Regions from separate parts of the Homo sapiens genome. Here all the other regions are linked to region 2. A link is an interaction called in ENCODE POLR2A ChIA-PET data of the cell type or tissue named here. Cell type or tissue: GM12878. All regions are shown on one strand. Links, peaks and the distances in the headings refer to the core of each region. The heading gives the core; the rest is flanking DNA.

The links. ChIA-PET counts read pairs that join two places held together with the same protein. Peaks named below come from ENCODE experiments on the same cell type or tissue, not always from the same donor. Only the 100,000 strongest peaks of a DNase experiment are listed, where the experiment ranks them.
Region 1: POLR2A ChIA-PET joins it to region 2 with 5 read pairs; 3 of 35 experiments call an interaction of 5 or more read pairs at or near these places.
Region 3: POLR2A ChIA-PET joins it to region 2 with 5 read pairs; 8 of 35 experiments call an interaction of 5 or more read pairs at or near these places.

The regions. Positions count from the first base shown.
Region 1 is chr2:69,779,043-69,784,042 of GRCh38, forward strand. ANXA4 (annexin A4) reads left to right here. Exons shown (of 13, transcript NM_001153.5): 2 at 2,478-2,532. The coding sequence starts at 2,524. Among named protein-coding and RNA genes, the nearest start is that of SMANTIS, 17 kb to the right of the region's middle. In GM12878, for the core only: no CTCF peak of the experiment used is centred there; no DNase peak of the experiment used is centred there; H3K4me3 peaks cover 425 bases; H3K27ac peaks cover 1,082 bases.
Region 2 is chr2:70,120,412-70,128,487 of GRCh38, forward strand. It overlaps LINC01816 (long intergenic non-protein coding RNA 1816), which reads right to left and starts at 4,905. Exons shown (of 2, transcript NR_024444.1): 1 at 4,635-4,905; 2 at 3,625-4,014. RefSeq lists enhancers at 673-772, 2,588-3,393, 3,394-4,199 and a silencer at 4,526-4,820. In GM12878, for the core only: no CTCF peak of the experiment used is centred there; no DNase peak of the experiment used is centred there; H3K4me3 peaks cover 2,363 bases; H3K27ac peaks cover 5,000 bases.
Region 3 is chr2:69,968,603-69,973,602 of GRCh38, forward strand. All of the region lies in intron 9 of PCBP1-AS1 (PCBP1 antisense RNA 1), which reads right to left. It also overlaps a transcript of ASPRV1 not described here. Among named protein-coding and RNA genes, the nearest start is that of ASPRV1, 9.5 kb to the left of the region's middle. RefSeq lists an enhancer at 3,551-4,428. In GM12878, for the core only: no CTCF peak of the experiment used is centred there; no DNase peak of the experiment used is centred there.

The DNA.
Region 1 (5,000 bases), core at 1-5,000, 340 kb before region 2:
GGTTGCAGTGAGCCAAGATTGCACCGCTGCACTCTAGCCTGGGCAACAGAGCAACACTCTGCCTCAAAAAAAAAAAAAAAAAAAAAAAAAAGGAAAGAGAAGTCAGAATGAATCCTTTTTTTTTTAATGAAATAAGGGGAGCCAAGTAATGATTTATATTGTGGAAAGAGCTTGAAAATTATGTTTGTAAAAGCTATTTGTCAAAAGATAAAGATGTCTAGTTATGTAAAAAATAAAATAAAATAAATAAATGTGTCGTCTATCTCTCCTGGTAGACTATAAATGCCTTGACAGCAGGTTCATTGTCTTATCCACTGCATTATCTCTATCAGTGCCTGGAGAGGTGCTGTGAGAGGTCATGTAGGAACATTTGGTGATTGAATGAGTAAATCTACACAGTCCATGAGTCACTACTTCTGATAAAGTCTTCCTTCCAGACATCCCCCATATATCATATTCCAGTGCCACACCCTGCCCAAGCTTTTGCCTCTACCCATCTGTTCCTGTAGCTGTCTCTCAAGCCTTCTTAACTCCTTCTCTCTCACTCCAGTCTCTCTCTTTCCAGTTTACCCTATAGTAAAGTACAGTACCTTGTTAAAGCTTTTCTTTTATTATGGCATTTGTCTGCAAATAACAAAAAACTTTCCACAGTATTCCCATGACCTATGGTATTCTGTAGCCAGACTCCTCAGCCGGCCGTGCAAGGCCCATACCATTCAGTTCACTTTGGCTTTTCCAACCTTGTTTCTGAGCCTTCCCTGGAATGAGCCCTCTGCTGTCACTCCCGCATTTCCTCATTATTCCTGAAACTGCAGCTCATTCCCACCTCTGTACCTTTGCTCAGGGTGTGTCCCAGGACTAGTTGGTTCTCCCCTTAGTTGAACCCCCAGGTAATAGGGGGTAAGTCGGCAATGAATGATGGGAAACAGGAAGAATGAAACTGGAAGGTAAAAAGCAAATGTGATCAAACAAGGCCTAAATGGTAATCAGGTGGGTTAAGAAGGACTTAGTTATCATCAAAAGGCACACTGCTTGGTCAGATTATCTAGACCAGTGCTTTTCAAACTACTGTGCAGGCAAATGTTTGGGGAATCTTGTAAAAATGCAGATTCTGGGAGTAGGTGTGGGGTAGGGACCTGAGATTCTGCTTTTTTTCTATCTCTCTCTTTTGAGACAGTGTCTCACTCTGTCACCCAGACTGGAGTGCAGTGGCATGATCTTGGCTCGCTGCAACCTCCACCTCCCAGGCTCAAGTGATTCTCCTGCCTCAGCCTCCCAAGTATCTGGAATTACAGGCGTGTGCCACTACCCCCCAGCTAATTTTTATATTTTTAGTAGAGATGGGGTTTCACCATGTGGGCCAGGCTGGTCTCAAACTCCTGACCTCAAATGATCCACCTGCCTCAGCCTCCTAAAGTGCTGGGATTACAGGCGTGAGCCACCACGCCCAGCCAGGTTCTGCATTTTTAACAAGTTCCCAGGAATGCATGTACTCCTGGTTCTAGGATGACTCTTTGAGTATCAAGGATCTAACTAAACTCTGAGAAGAGGAGCCTTATCCAGGTGGTTCGCACCTGTAGTCCCAGTGACTCGGGAGGCTGAGGCAGGAGGATCGCTTGAGTCCAGGAGTTCGAGGCTGCAGAGGGCTATGATTGCACCACTGCACTCCAGCCTGGACAATGGAGGGAGACCCTGACTCAAAAAAACAAGAAAAGAGAAGGTGCCTTGTTTATATGACTTAGATATGGGAATAGGAGGTGGTGGGCTGCCATTAGGGGACTGTTTATGTGTCATGAGAACTCCACAAGAGTCCTAGACTACAGTGAAGACATTTCTTGCATTCTGAACAACTGAAAAAAATGTGTGATGATGATGAAAGAGGGGGTGCTGAAAACCGAGGACAAAGTTGAGTGTATAAGCCTGCAGCTTAAAGGGAAGAAAATCTTTAATCCTAGAATGGTGGCGGTGAAAATCGCCACTGGGAAACGAAAAGATTCTAATGTTGGTTGGGCTGCCGGCCTGTCATTACACACACACAAACACACTCACACAGATGCACACACAGAGGGGAGGCTGGTATGCTGTACTTTCCTCTGATGCAGTTGGATTATCTCTTTTCTCAAAGGGGGAACCTCTTCTGATCTGCTGTAACATTCAGTTCAGAATCTGTGTCCAGCTTGAGTACAAGTATTGGTACTTAACCTAACAAAACAATAGGAATCCTTTCTGTAGTGTGTATCTCCAAACAGAAGAACAGGTGGGAAAATATTTTACCAGTGTGATAAAGTTGACTTTTTTTAACAGTTTCTCTAATTAGCCCATTCCTTGTATCTTTGGCTAATCAGTAACTGGCCTTTTGATTAAGTTGGGTGTCATTTCCTCATGGCTTAGCTTCATGCAAACTGCAAGTTATCCTGATTAATGATTTTAATGCCATTTCCTTCATCACAGTAATTTCCCCTCTGCTTTTATCACAGAAGAACTTCTGCTTGGGTGGCTGAACTCTGATCTTGACCTAGAGTCATGGCCATGGTAAGTTGTGAAATACCTCAACCCTATCTGGTGCCAGCTGCCAACAGGTACAGAATGTGGGCTCAGCAACTGTTAGCTTAAACAAAGCATTGTTTACTCAACAGAGGGGAAGGAGGAGGACATGAAAAGGCAGGTCTATTTCTAAACATCATTTAAATTTCTTTTAGGGGTGGTAAGCAACTTGACCTTGAAAACTGATTCAAAGAGAGAATTCTTTGAATTCTTTTAACATCCTGAGAATATAGAAACAAGTTGTAATTTTCTGTCTGCAGAAGCGCTACATGTTTATTTTAGAACATTTAAAAAGGAAAAACTAAAAATTCTTTAGGTTCTACCACCTGAAGAGGACTGCTATCGATACTCTGAGGTAGCCACATCATTTCAGGCTCATCAAGAGGGGTGTTTCTTAACAATATGGGTGTGTTGGCTGCCTCCTGCTTTAGACAGTAATCAGACACCTTGGACCTTGGTTATTTGCTCTTTGGAACAAGCATCGAATTGAATCCCTTTGAGAGTTCTGTAAAGTTCAGCTCTGAGGTGGAAGCTGAGCCTCTTAGCTGAAAACATGGCTGTACCTAAGGCTGGACATCTGCTCTCCTTCTCTTGCCCAAATACGGTTTCTGAATAGACAAGTAATTCTGATCCGTGGTCTTCTGGAGGAAGCAATAATAGAAGTAGAAATCTTATACCTAGAGAGGAACTGGAGAGCCTGACAGCTTGAGATGCCTTCCTTTAGGAAGATGGGTGTGTAAAGTAAACTATCCTGAACAAAGAGTAATATACTCTTAATTTCTTTTGCATTAGATATTCCAGAATTTTCTTCATGATCTCTGACAGTCAAAGGCTTATTCATGTGTGCCCCAAATCTCTCATGCTTTAGTTTAAAATCATTTTCTTGCTGATTGATTCTCCCTGGCCATGGAGAATTTTTTTAAAAATATTTACGTATTTTTATTTTTTATAGAGATGAGGGGCTCGCTATGTTGCCCAAGCTGGTCTCAAACTCCTGGCCTCAAGCGATCCTCCCACCTTGGCCTCCCAAAGTTCTGGGATTACAGGCATGAGCCACTGTGCCTAGCCAACGTGGAGAATATTTATTCAGAAATGCTTATGGTGCCCCTACTTTGTGGCAGATGTGGGACTAGGACTCAGAATTAATGAGATGCTCTTCCTGTCTTCAGCAGGCTCACAGCTTTCCTACAAATGAAGACTGTAATCAAGTGGCCCTTTGTGTGCTTTCCACTCGGAGAAAATTACCTCAGTTGCTCTCATCTTTCCTCCTAAAACCTGTTTTTCTATCATGACTATTATTTATTGACAGATAAAGGACATTTTAAAAAGAAAATCACACTATACAGTCGCAACATTGGAAACACCAACTATTTGCCATTTTTTAATTTTAGACCTTACTCATATGTATAATGATTTTTAAATAAGAGTAATAAGAGCATAAATAATAGTTTTGTAGCTTTCCTTGTACCCCACTTAGTATAGGAAAATAGGAAACAAGTTATTCACTCTGATCTTATGCTTTATCTCTTCTCTATGCTAATGAGATAATGTAATGTTTATATTACATTTCATATCATTAAAATTATTTACTCTAGTGGTTATGAGTGTTTTAATTTTCTTCTTAATTTATTTTTATTTTTATTTTTTTTGAGACAGAGTCTCAATCTGTTGCCCAGGCTGGAGAGCAGTGGCGCGATCTTGGCTCACTACCACCTCCGTCGTAGGTTTAAGCGGTTCCCCTGCCTCAGCCTCCTGAGTAGCTGGGATTACAGGCGCTCGCCACCACGCCTGACTAATTTTTTGTATTTTTGGTAGAGACAGGGTTTCACTGTGTTGGCCAGGCTGGTCTCGAACTCCTGACCTCATGATCTGCCCGCCTCGGCCTCCCAAAGTGCTGGGATTACGGGCGTGAGCCACCGCGCCCAGCTTTCTTCTTAATTTTTAAAAAATTTTCCAAATTCTCTATAATATTTTTTAAATCATTGTATTCAAGATTTTAAAACATGTTTTATGGAGGTATAATTGGCATATAGTGAAATGCACATCCTTTAAGGTTACTGGTCGTTAAGTTTTGACAAATACATATATATACCCACATAACCTACTCTCATATCAAGGTAGGACATTTTATCATTCCTAGAAGCTCCTCCATGCCCGTTTCATATTAACTCCCCTTCCCACCCTCCACTCCACACAAGAAATGCAACTGCTGTTCTGAGTGTTATCATAAGTTAGTTTTGCCTGTTCTAGAACATCCTATATATTGAATCATAGAGTAGGTACTCTTTTGTGTCTGACTTCTTTTTCTGGGCATTATATTCTTTTGCAATTCATCCGTATTGTTGCATCAGTAGTTTTGTTCCTCCATTCCTTTTTATTGTTCATTAGTATTCCATTGTATTGTACTCTGATCTTTTTGGCATGTATCTTCTTCATTATTAATGTAATAACAATAT
Region 2 (8,076 bases), core at 1,723-6,722:
GCCCCACGTGAACCAGATTCTCTGCAGATGGTTCATGGTATTTCTTTTCTTTTTTTTCCCTTCAAGTTATTGGTGGAGAAAGTTCATGGTATTTCCTAAACACTCCCCAGGAGACACTAATGTGCAGCCAGGGTTAAGAACCACTGCTCTAGATGGTGAGGTTATAGGAAACTTTTATTCCTTTTTTTTGTTTGAGGCAGAGTCTCGCTCTGTCGCCCAGGCTAGAGTACAATGGCGCAATCTCAGCTCACCGCAACCTCTGCCTCCCAGGTTCAAGCAATTCTCCTGCCTCAGCCTCCCAAGTAGCTGGGATTACAGGCGTGAGCCACCACATCTGGCTAATTTTGTATTTTTAGTAGAGACAGGGTTTCTCCATTTTGGTCAGGCTGGTCTCGAACTCCCGACCTCAGGTGATCCGCCCGCCTTGGCCTCCCAAAGTGCTAGGATTAAAGGCGTAAGCCACTGCACCTGGCCTGGAAACTTTTATTCTTATCTTTATTTATTTATGTTTTAATATTCTTATCTTTATTTTCCACATTTTCTACAATAAAAGTTTTAATAAGAGGAGAAAGGGGGCCGGGTGCAGTGGCTCATGCCTGTAATCCCAGCAGTTTGGGAGGCCGAGGTGGGTGGATCACGAGGTCAGGAGATGGAAACCATCCTGGCTAACATGGTGAAACCCCGTCTCTACTAAAAATACAAAAAAAATTAGCCAGGCGTGGTGGCGGGCACCTGTAGTCCCAGCTACTTGCGAGACTGAGGCAGGAGAATGGTGTGAACCCGGGAGGCAGAGCTTGCAGTGAGCCGAGATCGGGCCACTGCACTCCAGCCTGGGTGACAGTGCAAGACTCCATCTCAAAAAAAAAAAAAGAGGAGAAAGGGTATTTTAAACAAAACATCTCCCCTCCCCCATCCTGAACTATGAAATGTAAGATAATAACAATACAACTTTCTTTTAATGATCATATCTCCACTTGCCAAATACCATCCCATGACCAGCATAAATGTCACCTTCTCTCTGGAGCCCCTTGCACTTCCCCAACCACCAGTGACAGCTCATTTTTGTCCTCTCCTGTGGCCCACATGGCCCCTCTTTTTGGAACTTAGTTCTCTCTTTTTCTTTTCTTTTCTTTTTTTTTTTTTTGAGGCGGTGTCTCGCTCTGTTGCCTTGCCTGGGCTGGAGTGTAGTGGTGTGATCTCAGCTCACTACAACCTCTGCCTCCTGGGTTCAAGCAATTCTCATGCCTCAGCCTCCCAAGTAGCTGGGATTACAGGCACACACCAGCACGCTCGGCTAATTTTTGTATTTTTAAAAGTAGAGACAGGGATTTGCCATGTTGGCCAGGCTGCTCTTGAATTCCTGACCTCAAGTGATCTGCCCCCCTCGGCCTCCCAAAGTGCTGGGATTAGGCGTGAGCCACTGCACCTGGCTAGAGCTTAGTTCTCTAGTGTTGGTAGTTGGAGCCTGCTTTTTTGGAGGAGGTCTTTCCTATAAACCCACTCTGGAAACAGTGTCAAAGCAGGAAGTGAGAGGTTATGTTTGAGGTCCACAGTCCGGCTGGAAGAAGTGGTAGACAGAGGACCTTAGATTGTCAGGCCATTGGGCCACAGAATCAGGGCCTGGATCTGGGACAGTCCTTGGTCTCCCCTGAGGCTCTAGGCTCCTGGTTCACCTGTTCTGAATCCCTGTCTCTTGGGAGGCAGGGAGTGAGCTATTTGTGTAAGACTAAGGCCTTAGAATATGTCCCACGTTCTCTGGCATCAGACACCCCACTCAGGGGCCAAACAGAAAGCTGTGAAGGGTGGTGAGAAAAGTCTCTTCTTACACCTCCTCTCCACCACTATTTAGTACCTTGCTTTTTTAGCTTTCATGTTATATTATGACTGGTTTCCCATGTCATTAAATATTCTTCAGAAATTTAACTTTGATGATAACATATTATTCCCATTACCCATAACTTCATCATCCTCCAACTGTTCAAAAGTTAGATTATTTCTAGCTTTTACTATTACAGTATATTTAACATCACCTGGTAATTGATCTAAAAGGAATAATTAGGAATCAGTCCCCAAATTTGGAGATGGCAACCAAGAAGTCTTTTTCATTTTCCACAGTTTTCCCACATTTTTGTTTTTTTTTTCAAGAGATGCTCTGCAACTCAGGCTGCAGTGCAGTGGGATGATCATAATTCACTGTAACCTCAAATTCCTGGGCTCAGGCTCCCAAATAGCTAGGATTAATGGCGCATGCCACCATGCCAGGCTAATTTTATTTTTGTAGAGACGGGAGTCTTGCTATGTTGCCCAGGCTGGTTTTGAACTCCTGGGCTCAAGTGATCCTCTCGCCTCGACCTCCCTAAGTGCTAAGTGTTGGGTTTATAGAGATGAGCCACCATGCCTTCTTTTCTTTTTTTTTTTTAATTCTGTTTTGCAAAGAATATCCCTCTTGCCAGCATCTGAATAATATCTATCTTTACTATTATTTATGTGTGTAAATAGCTTTACAGTTCACAAAGCATTTTCTTATATAATGTCTCATCTAATCAACACAGCAACACTATGAAATAAGTTACTATTTCCATTTTACATTTGGGGAAATTAAGCTCAGAAAGGCCATGTGACATGTTCAAGATAACACATTTAGTGTCAGAGCTGGGACGTGGACCCGGGTCTTGGGACTCCCGAAACCATATCCTTTACCGTGGGCAAAGTGCTATGCTGAGGTCTTACCACACACATAGATGGCACTGGAAGAAGGGCAAGTATGGAACAGCACCCCAGGCAGAGTGGGCGATGCCACTGGTAAGATACAGAGAAAGTACTACACACAGTGGCGTTGCAAGGACAGAGCAGTTCCTCCCACAAAGGGCATGCAGTAGGCTTTGGGAAGAAACGTGGCCAAGTCGGGTCTTCAAAGGTGAATAGGATCTAGATATTCAGAATAAGAGGGCTTTCCACAGGCTCAGTGAATGGGAAAGGAAAGTGTGGCTGATTGGGGAAAGCGCTAGCACAGGGAGCAAGAGATGGGGCGTGGCTGGGGAGGAATGGAATTGTAATTCTAGCCTCACAAAGGCTAGAGCCAGCAGGGCCTTGGGATCATGTGGGGAGGAAACCAGAGATGTGTGGAACAATTTGCTGAAGGCAGAACCAGGCAGGGAAAGGGCAGGGTCAGGTTCGTACCCTTGCCTCTGGCCACCAGGGCCAATGCTCCTTCCCTGCAGTAAACCCGATTAATCTCCTCAAACTCAGGTGCCATTTCCTTGGAATAGTATTTACCGCGGGGCGCGGTGGCTCACGCCTGTAATCTCACGCTTTGGGAGGCTGAGGTGAGAGGATCCCTTGAGCCTAGGGGTTCGAGACCAGCCTGGGCAACATAGCGAGACCCTGTGGTTAAAAAAAAATTAAAATTAGCCAATAGTGGTGGCACGCGCCTGTAGTACCAGCTTCTTGGGAAGCTGAGGCAGGAGGATCACCTGTGCCCAGAGAGGGCGAGGCTGCAGTGAGCCATCATCGTGCCACTGTACTCCAGCCTGGGCGACAGTTCGAGACCTTTTCTCAAAAAAAGAAAAAAAAAAGTTGTTCAAGTTGTGTAGTGCACGGGAGGAAAGAAGTATGACAATAACATAGGACAGCAGCCGGCTCTTTTTTTCATCAGGATGTGGAGAGTGGGCGCCTTGGGAAGACGAAATTGAGTATGTGCGGGGGAGGGGTCATATGAAACAAGGTCGGGAAGGGGGCGGGGAGAGCTGGGGCTCTGGAGGAGCTTGGGGCTCGCGCTGCGGGGGAGGAAGCGCCTTCCGCGGTCGCTGGGGGGAAGTGGTTAGGAGGAAGCACGGGCAGTGGAGGGGACTGCTGGAGGGTCCCATCTGGGAAAGCAGGCACGGATGCGGGGACATTTCCGCCCGTCACCCTGGCAAAGCGCTCGCAGGGCTGGAGGGACAGAGTTCTCAGATCCAAGTAGAGAAAACCGGGAACGGTTCCGGCTCTGGGGACTGACATTCATCGCGGCAGTTTCTGGTGGCAAAACAGAGGAAACAAAGGAATGATGAAATGAACTGAGCTGCCTTCATGCCCCGGATGAATGTTCAGCCATTAGAAAAGAGTGAATCCCAGCTGGGATTTGGGGTTCCACGGTGTACTAGAAAAGCAAAACAAAGAGAAGCGCCTACTAGATGCCATCTTGGAAAACAAAAGCAAACGTGTGTGTGTGTGTGTGTGTGTGTGTGTGTGATGTTACATGGGCATGGGGAAATTACGGAAGTAAATACTAATGCTTGTGGCCGGGCGCGTGGCTGACGCCTGTAATCCCAGCACTTTGGGAGGCCGAGGCGGACGGATCACGAGGTCAGGAGATCGAGACCACGGTGAAACCCCGTCTCTACTAAAAATACAAAAAGTTAGCCGGGCGTAGTGACGGGCGCCTGTAGTCCCAGCTACACGGGAGGCTAAGGCAGGAGAATGGCGTGAACCCGGGAGGCGGAGCTTGCAGTGAGCCGAGATCGCGCCACTGCACTCCAGCCTGGGTGACAGAGCGAGACGCCGTCTCAAAAAAAAAAAAAAAAATACTAATGCTTGTGTAAATTGGGATGGTGGAAAATGAGGAAGAGGGCGGCAGGGGAATCCTTAGTACTTACAGAGAAAACGGAGCAAGTGTACAAGCACGCCAACCCCCCCGGTGCCCAAGCTCGGCGCTCACGCGGCTAGGATGACGCCCGTGGGACGCCCCAGGGGCCCTGCTCGCAGCCACTCTGCTCAGGGTCATTTATAGTCTCTCCGTTCTTTGTTAAATAAAGACGGTGAGACACGGACGGGCTGGAGCCGGCAGGGGTAGTGGAGGGCAGAGGGGACGGGTCGGGGCGCCCCTCGCTCCTGCCACGCTGCCGCCGCCCCAGACAAAGACAGCTGCGTACGGCGGGAGCGCAGGGGCGCCTGCGCGCAGGGCCTAAATCGCCTGTCCCGTCTCCCCCTGACGCCCACACACCCAAGCGGCAGCCCACTCCCCTTCTACCCCGCAGCCATTTGCTTCCCACCCCTTGATTTTCTTTTTTCTTTTCCCCTCCCCTCAGCATCCCCCCAACCTCCTCTGATACACTTTGGCTAATTGTCTAATGAATTTACCTATTCTAGGTATTTCGTATAAGTGGAATCATATAATATTCGTCCTTCTGTGTCGGCTTATTTTGCTTAGTACAAGGTTTTTTATTTTTTATTTTTTTTTCTTTGAGACACGGTCTCGTTCTGTCGCCCAGGCTGGGGCACAGTGGCGCTCAGCTCACTGCAACCTCCACCTCCGGGTTTCAAGTGATCCTCCCACCTCAGCCTCCCAAATAGCTGGGACTACAGGTGCGCTGCCACCACTGCCTAGCTAATTTTTGTATTTTTGGTAGAGACCAGGTTTCGCCATGTTGCCCACGCTGGTCTCCAGCTCCTTAGCTCAAACGATCCTCCTGCCACAGCCTCCCAAAGTGCTGTAATTACAGGCGTGTGAGCCACCATGCCCGGCCACTTAGCATAATCTTTTCAAGGTTCATCCCTGCTGCAGCACGTATGAGAACTTCATTTCTTTTATTGTATTTGTGGTAATATGTACACAACATAAAGCTTATTTTAATCAATTTTTAAGTGTACAGTTTAGTGGCACTAAATAGTCACGTGGTTGTGCACTCACCACCATCATCCATCTCTAGAACTCTTCCATCATCCTAAACTGAAACTCTGTACCCGTGAAACAACTCCCTCATTCCCCTCTACCCAGCTCCTGGCAACCACCATTCTACTTTCTGTCCCTGTGCACTTGGGAGCATCACCTTTCTGGGACATCTGCAACGGTTCTCTGGAGGATTGTCTCCCCTTTTTTAAAAATTTATTTTCTTTTCTTTCTTTCTTTTTTTTTTTTGGTAGAGAAGGGGTTTCACTTCATTGCCCAGGCTGGTGTCCAACTTCTGGGCTCAAGGAATCTGCCTGCCTTGGCTTCCCAAAGTGTTGGGATTACAAGCATGAGCCACTGTGCCCCGCCTGTGGTCTCATTTTGGAGGGCAAGAGGGATAGAGATAGCCATAACCTGGAGAATATTGAGATGTGGACAACAAGGATGACAAAATTTGGTCCTATGAGAAATCATCTGTGAGGAAGAGTGGAGAGAACTGAGCTTGTTCAAGACAGTGAGGTCCTGGGATGATCTCAATTCATGTAAGAAAACCAGGAAGCAAGGAGGTTTCAGTTTATCAACAGATTTAAAAGGCGCAAGCCTTTTGATATAACTAGAGAAGAGAAGACTCAGGTGATCACACAGACTGTCTTCACCCAAGTGAAGGATGATTATGTAGGAAAGTGGATAGAAGATGCTGTCAACAGAAATGTAAACAGAATCATGTTAACAATTTTTCAGTAGGCACTTTTTTTTTTTTTTTTGAGATGGAGTCTTGCTCTGTTGCCCAGGCTGGTGTGCAGTGGTGCGATCTTGGCTCACTGCAGCCTCCTGGGTTCAAGCGATTCTCCTGCCTCAGCCTTCCGGGTGGCTGGGATTACAGGCATGCCATCATGCCCGGCTAATTTTTGTATTTTTAGTAGAGACAGAGTTTCACCTTGTTGGTCAGGATGGTCTCAAAACTCTTGACCTCAGGTGATCTGCCTGCCTCAGCCTCCCAAAGTGCTGAGATTACAGGCGTAAGCCATCACACCTGGCCAATTTTTAAATTAATAATGAGAGGCTGGGCATGGTGGCACACACCTGTGATTCCAGCTACTCAGAAGGCTGAGGTGGGAGGATCGTTTGAGCCCAGGAAGTTGAGGCTGCAGTGAGCTGTGTTCACACTAGTGCACTCCAGCCTGGGTGACAAAGCAAGACCCTGTTGAAAAAAAAATTTTTTAATAATGAGATATCTGACATTCTTTTTTTTACACTTGGTCTCTGAAATCAGGCTGGCTACATGTGAAGTGCTCTATAGCTACCTGCGGTCACTGTATTGGACAGTGCAGGGTTGGAAACTGGACTTAGGAGTCAGGGCTGGGTTCAAGCCCCACATTCCATCCCTTACTAGGCTGGGTAACTAGGCACATTACTTAGCCTCTCCTATTTCTGTTTCTTCATCTACAAAATGAAACTAAAAATAGTACCTACTTTATAGGGTAATTTTGTGGATTAATGGCACATGAAGCATATGGTGCATGTTCAGTAAATGTTGGCGATTATTAGCAGTAAATTTGGTGGTTATTGAATTAGTGACATTGCAGTATCACTGTTAGGGTGACCTCCATTCCCATCAGATGATGTGGCTTGAAGCTATTCCAAACGGGCAAGGTTAAAAAACAATAGGCAAACTGGGAAAACCTATTTGCAACACACATGAAAACAAAATGTTGTTATTCTTGCTATGTAGGAAGTGCTTGCAAATAAATAAGAAAATGAATACCAATGGAAAATTCAAAAGAAACAAACATCTGAAGTGATTTTTTTTAAAGACCCACTTTAAATAAGTTCAACTCTCCTTGGAATCAGACATAAAAATAAACAAAAGACATTTTTTGTTGTTGTTGAGTAACAGATCAACAGCCAGAATTTGGTGGCACCTAATATTGAAGAAGGTGTGGGGAGATACCTTCTCTTTTTAAATAAAGATTTCCTGAAGTTTCCATTGTTATATCTGACCACAGACTATCCAGAGAAACAAGCTGAGTTCTTGCTTCAAGGAGGAACTAGCCAGAGAGCCTTTTCTACCCACTTTTTCCCTTGTCCAGATAAAGCTAAACAGCCAACAAACCCCTCCTAGCAAGTTGACTTTTTTCTTGTCATGTGTGCAGACTCTGCACATTAGCTTTGCTAATAGTCCTTTACCACAGGTGTTGACATTTCACGTGGCTTGAAATAGCCCCCAGCATTGTTCTACATTTGGACAGGGCTGACATACTTAAGCCACAATACCCCCAGAATATTATTAGGCTTCTGGCTACCTCCTTCAGGAATGTTTTATCTGCCAGCAGGATTGGCTACATAATTTTTGGGGCCCAGGGGAAAATGAAAATATGGGCCCCTTTCTCATAAAAGGATGAAAAAAGCCCTTTCATTTTTTCTACAGT
Region 3 (5,000 bases), core at 1-5,000, 150 kb before region 2:
ATCTAAGAGGGTTTATTTGAGTTTCTCACCACTTTGGGGTGTGTTTGAAAATTTCCCATAGTAAAAAGTAAATAATAAGTAAGCAAAGGCTGTGCCAAGACCCTCCCCAGCCTGGTCTGCCCAGCTCTTGGCCCACTCCTGGGCCGTCTGCATGGGCCTGAGTCTTGGGCACTGGAACCCCTGGTCGCTGGGGACAAGCAGTCCCGACTGTGGCTCAGTGTCCCTGGTCTGTGTGGCGGCTGCTGAACGGACTCTCCCCTGCAGCATGGGCGTCTCCCAGGGCAGCCGCTCCAGCCTTGCACCCTCCCGCCTCGTGTCATGTACACTCTTTTCCTGAATCTCCAAATTCTCACTCTCCGTGGGTTCCCTGCCTTTATCCAAATTAGCACTCATGAGACTTTCACATCTTAAAAAAGAAAACCCTCACATGATCCTGTATCTCCTTGGTCAATGACCACTTGTTGCCTTCCTTGACAGGCAGTTTCTAGAAGGGTTGGTCCACACTCACAGGGCCAAGGTGCACAGATGCCCCACTGTGGGGCAGGTGGAGGCTGAGGCATAGCCTGCACTCCTCTTGCCAAGCCTATGTGCCAGAACGAGGGGTTGAATCTGCCTGGAGGAAGGGGTGCCCCTTTCTAATTTGCACACGGTGTGGCATGGTCCGAGGCAGCCCGCTTACACTCTGCCTCATGGTGTTACCTCCATTCACACACAAAGCCTCACCGCCCTCTGCCGTCAGCCTTGCCAGGGACATTGGCGGTTCCCCGAGGCTGCAGTCTGGCCCTCTCAGCCTCAAGGACTCTGGCCTTCTGAAGCCCTCGCACTGCTGTTTTCCTCCTAGGTCTTCTCTGCGCCTTTGGTTTCTGTATCCCAAGTTTCTGGGTCTTCTGCCACTACGACCACTCCCCTCTGTCCTTTGTGGGTTCCTCTCTCCCTGGATACTCACAGATGTGGCTCCCTGAGGCTCTGTCTACAGGCCATTCCCCCTCATTCCACACACTCTCCAGGCCAGGGACACCCCTCTCTGCACCGCTTACCCATCCTCTCCCCACTGCCCCAGCTGCCCACCTTACATGTCTGCCTACGAGTCCACTTTCAACAGTGAACATGCTGTCTTCTCACCAGACACCCTCTGCCTCCTGTGTTTTTTGTTTGTTTCGTCACCTAGGCTGAAATGCCATGGCTCCCTGAAGCCTTGACCTCCCGGGCTGAAGCAATCCTCCCACCTCAGCTCCAGTTCCACCTTAGAGGGGATCAGAGGTGCACACCACCACATCTGCCTAATTCTCTTAAATTTTTTTTTTTTTTTGGTAAAGACAGGGTCTCCCTACATTGCCCAGGCTGGTCTCTAACTCCTGGGCTCAAGCAATCCTCCCGCCTTGGCCTCCCAAAGTGCCAGGATTACAGGCATGAGCCACCACACCTGGCTCTCTGTGTTCTTTATCTGGCAATGGCACTACTATCTAGCCAGCCCTCGGAGTCACAGACACAGGGGGCTTCCTCACCTCCACCCCTTTCTCACGGCCCCACCTGGACTGCTGGGTCGCCAGTGCCCTCAGCTCCTCCTCCTGAGTCTCTCTCCTGCCTCCATGCCTCTTCACACCCTGGCCTCAGGGCACCCTGCTGAGGTCGGTAGTCATCCTACAGGACTCCTTGCCTCCTGCCTCCTCTCCATTAATCCACCCTCCTCAGGCCACCAGAGTCATCTTCCAAAGATGTAAGTCTGCTCATGCCATTCTGCTCAAAATTCCTCCATGGCTCTTCATCCCAAAATAAAATCTTGACACCCAACAAGACTCACGAAGTCCCCCTCCCTAGTTCATGCTCTACCTATACAAAATGGCGTGTAGCTCCCCAAACAGGACGGGCTTTCTCATACCTTTTCACAAGCCACTCAGCCAGATGAGCCCTCTGACACCCCTGTTCTCCTGGCAAACACTGAGAAGTCAACTAAGACACTACCACCTCCAGGAAGTCTCCTTTGATTTCCCTAGCAAACTCAGGGTCTCCCTCCTCTAAGGTGCTATCATAAGGGACTGCCAGGCCCAGCTCCTCTCTGAGTTGCAGCACTGGTACAGTCTAAACATGAAAGTCCCGGTGTTTCTTGGCCTTTGGTCTCATCCACAACCTGCACATCCTCCAGCCCAGGCTGTCCTCACCTTTTTCCCATGAAGCATTGCCTGATCTTCCTCAGCAATTGCTTCTGCCTCGATGGCTTTGAATATCAGGCCTGGCAGTGCTCTTTAACTGCAGATGAGCAGCATTCAAAGTTGCCTTTTTTTGGCCGGGCACAGTGGCTCATGCCTGTAATCCCAACACTTTGGAAGGCCGAGGCGGGCAGATCACCTGAGGTCAGGAGTTCGAGACCAGCCTGGCCAACATGGTGAAACCCTGTCTCTACTAAAAATACAAAAATTTGCCAAGTGTGGTGGTGGGCACCTGCAATCCCAGCTACTTGGGAGGCTGAGGCAGGAGAATTGCTTGAACCTGGGAGGTGGAGGTTGCAGTGAGCTGAGATCATGTCACTGGACTCCAGCTTGGGTGACAGAGTAAGACTCTGCCTCAAAAAAAAAAAGTTGCTTTTTTTTACTGTACTCATAGTAAGAAAGACATTTTTCATCATAATCCAGTACACATATCCATGAAGATATATGTAGCTAAAACAAAATGTATTTACTATGTGTAATATACTCTGATATTTTCTATTTGGGGCCACTTCTTTTTTAACTCTTTTAATGACACTGAAAACTAATCTCCCAACCCACTAATTGATCCCCACCCACCATTTGGAAAACTGCTATAGCCAGCAGGGATGACTAAGGGCTCCCAGCAAGGGATCAATGTGATTAGAATAGAACGTTAGGACCCTGCCTCTCAAATGTTCTAAGGCGCAGGATCGTTTTGTAAATTTCCAATCTGTCACATACTTTACTATTTAAAAACACAATAAGAATGAATTATCTGAAGGTAAAATAACAAAGATATTTAAAAATGCAAGTCTAGATTCATTATAATTAGATTCAACAGACAGTGCGGGGTGCTAAGAGCATCAGGTGCAAGAATGTTTGGGGAGGCCGGAGATGTGAGGCGGCTTTGCCAGCCTTAGGATGCCCACAAGCCCTTGACATGTAGCCAAGCCAGCCCTGCCAATCTCCGTCCTGGAGCATTTGAACTTGCATCATCTGGGGGAGCTTTGCTGAGGAGAAAGGTGCCTCTGCGCAGTCTTTGGCCTTGTCAAGAGGGCCAGGCTGCCTAAATTCAACTCCTGACTCAGCCACTAACTGGCTGCAAGCTGTGGACAAATGACTTAATTCTTTCAAGCCTTGGTTTCCTCCTAGGATTGTCCTGGGAGATTATTCAAGCAATCCGTACCATGGGGCTTAGCCAGTACTGCACCTGGTTACACTCGACCCTCTTGCTTTCATGGCTGTGATTCGGTTGCTGTCTTCTAGGTTTTCTTTACCATTTTTTTTTTTTGAGACGGAGTCTCACACTGTCACCCAGGCTGGAGTGCAGTGGCGCGATCTCGGCTCACTGCAACCTCCGCCTCCCGGGTTCAAGAGATTCTCCTGCCTCAGCCTCCCCAGTCGCTGAGATTATAGGCGCCCACCACCACGCCTGGCTAATTTTTTGTATTTTTAGTAGACATGGAGTTTCACTATGTTGGTCAGGCTGGTCTCCAACTCTTGACCTCGTGATCCTCCTGCCTCAGCCTCCCAAAGTTATGGGATTACAGATGTGAGCCACCGTGCCCGGCCCTTTTTTTTTTTTTCAAGATGGAGTCTTGCTCTGTCGCCCAGGCTGGAGTGCAGTGGCGTGATCTCGGCTCACTGCAACGTCTGTCTCCCAGGTTCAAGTGATTCTCCTGCCTCAGCTTCCCAAGTAGCTGGGATTACAGGCTCCCGCCACCATGCCCGGCTATTTTTTGTAATTTTAGTAGAGACGGGGTTTCACCACGTTCGCAGGACTGATCTGGAACTCCTGACCTCAGGTGATCTGCCTGCCTCAGCCTCCTAAAGTGCTGGGATTACAGGCGTGAGCCATTCGCCGGGCCTGCCGTCCTCTCGGTTTTCATGAGTGTTCTGCAGTCCTCCTTACTCTTCCTCGTCCTCCCTGGTCCCTTTTCTTGGCCCCACACTGACTACTCTACTCAGGCCAAACCTTCACCCTTCCTCACTTCTCCACCTCCTGCTTGCAGAAGATGGCTTGCGTCCTGCTTGGCAGAGAAATGGCGAGCTCTCACTCCACCCTATCCCAGGTTTTCTTCACTTCTCATCCCTTTTCAGGGACTCTGTGCCTGGCCAGGCTAATCCTTCCACCTGAGGCCCCCTCCAACCTCCTCAGTAGCCTCTTTCCATCAGCCATTCCCACCCTCTTCTGGGAATCTTTCCAGAGTCAAATCTCTGGCCACTCCTCAGACTAAGGCAACCTGCCCAGTAGTATGCTGGTAGATGTTTAATTAACAATGAGCTCTCTGGGGAAAATGCATGCATATATACACATACATACATTTATGATAAATTTTATTGACATAAAGGATGGCTAATAATTTACAAATAATAAAAAATATATACTACTCTTTACTGTAAATTGCATATGGCCAGTTGGGTCTTACAGGATGCTTTCATTGATTTTTGCCAACCTGCTGAATCTATAACCAGCCTACAGTTGTAACTGATAAATGAATGTAGTTCCAACATGAATGTTAACTGATATTTTTGTTTGTACCAACTAGCAAGAAAAAAGTGAAGCCAGAAAGACAGATGTTGGAACTTCACTTGTTGTTTTTTTTTTACAGAATGGGTTGCCCAGAACTTGGAGTGCAGTGGAATGTTCATAGCTCACTGTAACCACAAACGCCTGGGCTCAAGAGATCCTCCTGCCTCAGATAGTGCACACCACGCCCAGCTAACTTTTTTATTTTTTGTAGAGAACTGGTTTAGTTATATTGCCCAGGCTGGTCTTGGACTCCTGGCCTCGAGCAATCCTCCCGCCTGGAC